Regions from separate parts of the Mus musculus genome. Here region 2 is linked to region 1. A link is a loop called in an ENCODE intact Hi-C map of the cell type or tissue named here. Cell type or tissue: heart. All regions are shown on one strand. Links, peaks and the distances in the headings refer to the core of each region. The heading gives the core; the rest is flanking DNA. Region 1 overlaps Astn2 (astrotactin 2). Region 2 has its middle 30 kb from the start of Astn2.

What was found. Peaks named below come from ENCODE experiments on the same cell type or tissue, not always from the same donor. Only the 100,000 strongest peaks of a DNase experiment are listed, where the experiment ranks them.
Region 2: it touches region 1 in a loop (6-fold over the local background); 3 of 42 quality-filtered maps call a loop at or near these places.

The regions. Positions count from the first base shown.
Region 1 is chr4:66,000,481-66,004,888 of GRCm38, reverse strand. The region is part of intron 5 of Astn2 (astrotactin 2); the gene reads left to right. Among named protein-coding and RNA genes, the nearest start is that of Gm31533, 370 kb to the right of the region's middle. In heart, for the core only: a CTCF peak has its summit at 1,810; no DNase peak of the experiment used is centred there.
Region 2 is chr4:66,431,931-66,436,338 of GRCm38, reverse strand. No RefSeq gene overlaps it. Among named protein-coding and RNA genes, the nearest start is that of Astn2, 30 kb to the right of the region's middle. In heart, for the core only: a CTCF peak has its summit at 2,317 (motif pointing right); no DNase peak of the experiment used is centred there.

The sequences.
Region 1 (4,408 bases), core at 137-4,136:
ATATATAATGGTGCATGTGAGTACGTGCGTGCGTGCGCGCGCGCGCGCGTGTGTGTGTGTGTGTGTGTGTATGTGTGTGTGTGTATTTTCAGGCCTAACCGTTTGGTATGAGTAGGCCATTGGTTTGCCCTTCCCTGAGGAAGACTATTTCCCCTGTTAACAGCATTCCTTAGTTACCTGTAGTTTTCTTTCTAGTGTTGTAGCTCTATCAGTTTTCCCTTTACAAGTTTGCATGTCTATTGGTAACATCTTTCTTTAAGTCATATTTGGGCAGCTATGTTGTTGAGATTTCATGCATGTAACTCCTGCACATCAGAGAAGATCATTGGAGATGAGTGAGTTGAAAGATTGTAACAGTGCAATGAATGGGAAGTTTGCTGTGAGATTGTGTCTCCATGACTAGTATATTTTGGGGCTATAGTGGGATAGGAAACAAACATCTAGCTCGCCTCTCTCAGGTTCTCATCCTTTGGCTGATCCTTGCTGTTATTATGAAATGGTACTTGGAAGACTTGTTATTAGAACCAGGTAAAACAACAAGAACACAGTGAATTGACTTAGAATCACTCCAGAATGAATGATAAAAAGATGTCTGTTGGTAAGTCAATAGTTATCATGACTGCAACTAATTGACACCATTAACATTAGTGGGGAGACGGGGCGCTTGGTATAAGCCTAAGCTTAGAAATCAAATAATTTTCTAATTCAATTTCATTGCTTTTGAGTGCACTGCCTTTGGCAAATTGTAGCCATAGTTGTACTCATCTCATGTGCAACATGCAAGTGATGAGAGGAACACTCTTATAAAGTCTCTGTGACAATTAGATGAGATAGTGCATACAATAATTTAGTTATGATGTCTGCTATATAAGTGTATAAATGGTGATGGTGGTAATAGTCATGAGGTGATCACAGCAGTGGTAACAATCATTATTCTGAAAGGCTTCATAATAAAAACCAATTTTAAAAAAAGTATGTGAAAGATATTCAAAATGTGACTTCAGAGAAATAAAATCAAACAAACTAATAGCATTCAACAGTAAGCTCATGGCAATGCAATTACACCTTTCAGTGCTCCAAAGAGGAGTTCATAGATCCATTCTATTTAACTTGGACAGCAGAAGTTGGTTCATAGAATGAGATCCTGGGACCTTTCAGATGTTAACCTGCTGAGAGCAGAGAGTAATCCAAGCTGCTTGGTAAGTCTTGAGTTTGCTATCTCATGAAGAACCAAATAAATATCCACACAGATCTTTTGAAGACAAACCTATGGAACATGAGAGATTCTAGGAATCCCATGTCACTCAAAAGAGAACATGGATTTGAGAGTATAAAGGTATGAGAATTAGTTTAGGATTAGAACAGCGGGGACAGCGAAGGAGATGCATGTATCTAAGTGGGTGAGATTCAGTTAGATATGATAACCCTGAGAGATGTAACACTGTAATTCATGGAGGGCCACCCACTCCAGAGTTTCTGAGAAAGCTCCGGTTTCACGTTTTTCTTCCTGCCTCTGGCATGACAATTGGAATTGTCAGACGGTGTGTCCCAATTTCAGTTTCCAAAAATATAGCATATTGACACAGAATCTCAGGAACTCAGGAGCTACAGGAATCCCATGGGGCACTCTGTGAGGTTAATGAGGTTCTCCTATGATCTGGGCTAGTCACCCCTGATCTGCAGGCAGAATGGAGCATCTGCATAGCCTTTTGGAATGATTTCTGGACACATAGAGCTCAGTGCTTACAAAAGACACTGAGTGATCACATTTGGCTAGGATAAGTGCAACAATATTCTGATGCTGACATCTCTTGGTGGTAGGGGAAACAACATTTGAGCATTCACTTGTGCTCAGGTGTTCTATTCACAAGACATTTATTAAGCACCTACTACATTCAAGCATGCTGCAGATATAGAAAAACTTAGAATGGTATGCAATATGAACCATGGCATAAACTAGATGAACATTAAATGACTATTTTTATGAGACTGAATAGATGGATAAATTTCTTCCCTTGCTATGCTAAGGATCTGGTTTGCCTTAGAGAAGACGGGTAGATCCTTGGTGCTGGTTGTCAAGCCAAGCTAGCTGAATCAGCAGTCCCAGGGTTGGTAAGAGACTCTGTCTTTAACAATAAAAAGGACAGGTCCTGAGGATAGATGCTAAGTTCATCCTCTATCCACAGTACACAAAAACACACAATGCCACATCTGCACACACACTCAAACACACACACACACACACACACACACACACACACACACACAATTGTTGACAGAATGAATGAATTATCTAATAAGAACATTACATCTCATGAGATAAGATTTATTCACAGGGATCAGAAGCTAAGTATAAAGCAAAGGACTGCAGCATAAGCAAAACTACCACTTACCTCTGTTGCTCAGGTAGGACGGGGGTATTTAAGGAGGTGAGATGAGGGAAAAGGCAAGGAGAGCTTACGGAGCCCAGGGTATCTGCCAGGCACTGTACTTTCTAGTTTCACTATGATGCCCCATTTCATTCCCACATCTTCTCTACCAGTTAGAGATTATCACTGACATTTTATGGATTATAAAAGCATGGTGTTAAGAATTTTATGGGGCTGGAGATATGGCTCAGTGGTTTCAGGGCACTTACAGCTCTTCCAGAGAACTAATATTTGTTTTCCACCATTCATATCAGGTGAATCCAACATTGTAGTATGCAAAATTCTTTCATGGCCTCTGTCAGCATTAGCATGGTATATGCATACATGCACACCAACACATACATCAAAAGAAAAAGAAACTAATGTACAAAGCTTGTTGAAAGCTAGATGTTTGTTAAAGTTGAAAATTTCAATTTAAACTTCCATATTTAGAATCAAAGATCAGTTTCTTTAGAGTAATTTCCATGAATTTTCTATTCCTTGGGCTCCTTTGCACCATTTTTCTCCACTGTAGTATCCATATCCTCCACTCCCATTCAATATGCCCTTTGCCACTTGTACTGGCTAGTTTTGTGTCAACTTGATACAGGCTGGAGTTATCACAGAGAAAGGAGCTACATTTGGGGAAATGCCTCCAAGATATCCAGCTGCAAAGCATTTTCTCAATTATTGATCAAGTGGGGAGGTCTCCTGTGGGTGGTGCCATCTCTGGGCTGGTAGGCTTGGTTCTATAAGAGAGCAGGCTGAGGAAGCCAGGGGAAGCAAGCCAGTAAAGAACATCCCTCCATGGCCTCTGCATCAGTTCCTGCTTTCTGACCTGCTTGAGTTCCAGTCCTGACTTCCTTTGGTGATGAATAAGCTGAATAAACCCTTTCCTCCCCAACCTGCTTCTTGGTCATGATGTTTGTGCAGGAATAGAAACCCTGACTAAGACACCACTTAAAGAACTTGACCCCCTACTTTGGATCTAGCTTCTATCTTTTGGGCCCATGAGAACAGAAGCAATGGGATACATCAACTTTAAGTTTTTCACACATAAAGGTCTGATAGTGTTAAATCTATTTTCTCCATTGTAAAATGTGATTGATTCAACTCCAAATTTAACTTAAACTTGATTTTCTTCTTGCAACTTGGCATTTCCAAACTAAGAATCAATCAAACCCCTAATTATAGACAGTATATGAATCAACAATGCCAAGGTATTTCTGGTTGAATTTCTCAAGCAATGCATTTTATGCCATTCTGATCAGCCAGAAGAGAGGGTGGGGGTTACTAGGAGAAGAAATGAAAGGCAAATTAGATTATTAGCTTTCTGCTGCAGCAGTCTATATATCCCAGTGGAATCTCATTCCTGCAGCAAAGCACCTTCCCCAGCAAATAAGGATGCAAGCCAAAACCTGATATTAAACAGTTTATATTAAACTTTATACCTTGGAAAGTATAAAGTTCAATATAAATACATTGCATGGATGGATGAAGGGATGGATGGATGGATGGATGCATTCATGCATGGATGGATGGATGGATGGATAGATGGATGGATAAATGGATGGACAGGTGGATGGATAGATAAATGGATGGATTGACAGAATGTACATAAATACACATATGGCTACAGTGTTTGTGTCATTGTAAGCACTGAAAAACTGGAGATTTTTATGTCCTTTCTGCTTCTTGAAGGCACAGACTAATAGCTTGTATAGGGAAGAATATTCTGGAATAGATATATTTTACCTTAATAATCTCTGTAAAACCTAAGTGCTGATGTTCAGTTCCGTTGGCCAAAATGTCTAAAGAAGTCACATTTGCTTCTGTCCCTTTGTGAAGTTTTGTTTCCATTGCAACTCGCCAACCCCTAGAGGCTGCTTATCAGCATCTGACCTTAGTGCAATCTTCACCTATGTATGTCCTTCCTTCCTCTTGATTCTTAGAGATAATTATAGTCATTCAGATATTTTTCTTAGTAAATTGTTGCTCCA
Region 2 (4,408 bases), core at 293-4,292, 430 kb before region 1:
CTCAAACCTAGTATGTTTACTTAGCATTACTGTTTAATAGGAACTTAAGGCTCCTAACAAGAGATTCTCTGCCCCCACAGAATTTAGCCTCAATACTAAACTACAATGAGAACAAATTCAAGGTCCCCAAAGGTATATTTTCTCATAGAGATAGAATTACATCAATAAAAACATAAACTTGTGCCCACAGTTTTGAAATTTGCTGCTTCAGCCATCCATCATGGTAAATCATAGGGTTCAGTGGGGGACATCATGGACCCCAAGCTATGTGAGTCTCTTCCTTTCATTAGCTTTTAGTAGAATTGACTGAACATGTGTCTAGAGAAGGCATAGCTTCCTCATTTATATTCCTACTTGATTCTTGGGAGAAATATTTCCTCTCTAAGTCACAATAGGACCATGTGCAAGCCACTTTCTCTGAATCATTCAATGGCTTTAAAATAGAAAGATATTTCATGCGTTTGGCAAGTTGTATCTTATATCTTGGGTATCCTAAGTTTCTGGGCTAATATCCACTTATCAGTGAGTACATATTGTGCGAGTTCCTTTGTGATTGGGTTACCTCACTCAGGATGATACCCTCCAGGTCCATCCATTTGCCTAGGAATTTCATAAATTCATTTTTTAATAGCTGAGTAGTATTCCATTGTGTAAATGTACCACATTTTCTGTATCCATTCCTCTGTTGAGGGGCATCTGGGTTCTTTCCAGCTTCTGGCTATTATAAACAAGGCTGCTATTAACATAGTGAAGCATGTGTCCTTCTTACCGGTTGGGACATCTTCTGGATATATGCCCAGGAGAGGTATTGCGGGATCCTCCGGTAGTACTATGTCCAATTTTCTGAGGAACCGCCAGACGGATTTCCAGAGTGGTTGTACGCATGAAATTCAAGAAGAACGAAGACCAAAGTGTGGACACTTTACCCTTTCTTAGAAATGGGAACAAAACACCCATGGAAGGAGTTACAGAGACAAAATTTGGAGCTGTGACGAAAGGATGGACCATCTAGTGATTGCCATATGCAGGGATCCATCCCATAATCAGCTTCCAAATGCTGACATCATTGCATACACTAGCAAGATTTTGCTGAAAGGACCCAGATATAGCTCTCTCTTGTGAGACTATGCCGGGGCCTAGCAAACACAGAAGTGGATGATCACAGTCAGCTATTGGATGGGTCACACGGCCCCCAATGGAGGAGCTAGAGAAAGTACCCAAGGAGCTAAAGGGAACTGCAACCCTATAGGTGGAACAACAATATGAACTAACCAGTACCCCAGAGCTCTTGTCTCTAGCTGCATATGTATCAAAAGATGACCTAGTCAGCCATCACTGCAAAGAGAGGCCCATTGGACTTGCCAACTTTATATGCCCCAGTACAGGGGAACGCCAGGGCCAAAAAGGGGGAGTGGGTAGGTAGGGGAATGGGGGGGTGGGTATGGGGGACCTTTGGGATAGCATTGAAAGTGTAAACGAGGAAAATACCTAATTAAAAAAAAAAGAAAAACAAAAAAAAAATAGAAAGATAGCAAAGAACTTGTAGAATTTGTGCTACACACTACCTTGTCTTAGAGTCAAGTCCTAAACCTTGTGTCTCGGTGTATATGCAAACATCTGAAAGGGTGTTTAAGGCTGACTTTGAAATTAGGATCCTTTAGAATACCTTGGATTCATATCTGAATTTTCTTGAAGACCAAGCAGTTGGAGTTGACAACATGAGTTTCTGGGGAACTACTGAAATCCTAAGATATCGTCTCATCCTTGGATTTACCTGTTTCTCCCTCTCCCCCTAGATTTACTATTTTCTTATCAGTCCTGTTATCCACTGCCTTTTGTTTCTCCCTGTGTTGGGGGGCCCAACTCAACCACAAAAGATTTCCTTCTTACTCAGCAGCTTCCACCAAAACTGACTCCTTTCAGTGACTCAACCCCAACCCCTGAAAGAACTGAATGTTTCTTTCCTATTGTATCTGTGTCCATCTGCTCGGGGCAGCTTGATGCTGCTATTTCAAAGTGCTCACAGATGTATTCCTTCAATAGGAGCTCTACTTTTACTATCTCTAAGTAAGAGTAGGGCTGAGCACAGTTAAAGTGTAACTAGCTATTTGTTGCATGCTAAACTTCACACAAACATAGATGTTTAAGGCCATAACATCCAGACAGTATTTAAAAATTAGTAATAGTTTAAGTGCATGATTGTAGCTCCAAATTTTTCATTCATTTTGAGTCAAAATGTCAATCATTTGAAGGAGCTGGATGAATCTACATGTATTATGAATACCAAATGCTTAAAAGTTGATATTTACTATTGCCAGAAGGAGTCAGCATCTCTCCATTCTAGTCTTGGTAAATGGGATAGTCTTGGTAAATGTCATTGTGATATGGCTGTTGATTTTCCCTCTGAGTAAGCAAGCAAAGACAGACTACAGTACAAGTTACAATATCATTAAGGACCAAGGCATTGAAGTCACAAACTATCATTTAAGCAATATTCTATTGCATATATAGCTTGTATTTATTTATGATGATCTGGCACTAGGCAATGGCATGGATACTAGGAGTTATAGATGGTTTGTGGGGTGACAATGTTTAGTCTGGGTTAATAAAGAACCAGTCTTTAAGCAGGTCTCCAGAACAAGTGTGCGATATCTTCATTGAGTGGCTCCTGGCATTCTTTTTCCTTAAGTTGATCAAGAAGTTATATTTGAGATTCAACCTAGAACCTTACTGTTTAAAATTTAGAATGAAAACCAACATTTGTGTGTGTGTTCCTGTGATTTTCTGTACAACTGTATAACTACATAATACAGATTTATAAGATACTATTTGCCCAAGAGATCTGTTTTAGTTTCCCAAGATATGTGTTGTAGTAATCCCTGTAGAGAGCAGAGACTAACACAGTGTGAAACCAGACTCGGGGTGCCCAAATAAGCTCACTAGTGACAGTGATTTATTGGTCATTGGATAGTCTTAAAGAATCTAGGGTAGGGAGACAAGAAATATTGGACTGCTACATAGTGATTGTAAACATTCAAAGCTTTGACATCTCCAAGTAGAAAATAATAGACGAAAATTGTATGTGCTCAGTGTCATAGAAGAATGATTCTAGGTAAAAGGTTAAAAATCTGAACCTTGTATTGACAAAATTATGTGTACTTCAGACTCTCTTTGTGAACAGAGAAAGAGTTTGTAGAAGATGAAAAGTCAGGAGTGCTGCTTCTTATCCTCATTTAAGTATATTGTCTTTGGTTGATTTGAGTGTACAAAGAGACATTGACTAATATTTCTGCTATTTTCTGGCAGTATAAAGTTAGTCAAAGAGCATCTTTGTAAACCTGTTGTCATCTTCACCTTGCCTGCATCTCAATGCTGTTTAAAGTGTCAGAGCAGATACTTACAGAACTGTAGAAATTCCATGGACGATCCTTACTGACTCAGTTAGGTTTAGCGTCCCATACAGCATTTATACCTTCAAAAACTGTGTCTCGGGCTGGTGAGATGGCTCAGTGGGTAAGAGCACCCGACTGCTCTTCCGAAGGTCCGAAGTTCAAATCCCAGCAACCACATGGTGGCTCACAACCATCCGTAATGAGATCTGACTCCCTCTTCTGGAGTGTCTGAAGACAGCTACAATGTACTTACATGTAATAAATAAAAAAAAAAAAAAAAAAAAAAAAACTGTGTCTCTTACACATAAGTTCTAGAGGGCAAAGGGACCAGACACATATATCAATATTGCTTGCCACCACAAGAGCCTTATCAATGACAGTCACTATTATTATCATCATGGCCACTATCACTATACTTTTTATCCTTTGGGGTGTTGAAAATAATAGGAATTTGTTGTAATACTTATGTTGGTACAACTTAATAGTATAAAGGGTAACACTAAGAATCTATGGACCTTTGGACCATAGACTTAGAAAGTTGAGCTTTACATAATAAAGAGAACAGGGTGATAGATAAGGGTTTGAGGAGACCTGATACATTCATTGCCAGTGTCTTAAGTCTCATGTTTCTGAAGTCTAGCTGGATAGCTGACCTTGCCTTTCTCAAAAGATTTCACTGCTCCACAAACTTAAAATGGTTCCCCTTTTTGTATAAGTTAAGGATGCATCTGATTCCCGTTGTTCTTAATTAAAATAGTTTGAAGGTATGCCAGTCTTAGCATAGAAGTCTAAGTTTTAAGTTTATCATTCAGTAAGAATTTCCTTTCTTTCAGTAAGACTGTTGCATTATTGAGAAACATAGATGAACACTGATTCAGAGTGTAGAATTAGGACCCCAAATACCTGAACTTAAGGTTCAAGCCCGTTATCCTCTCCATGACCCATTTTCTTCTAGAAAGTGATGGTTCAGACAGTCCCACAGGCAGGGCTGTTGTGAGGATTAACACAGTGCCAGC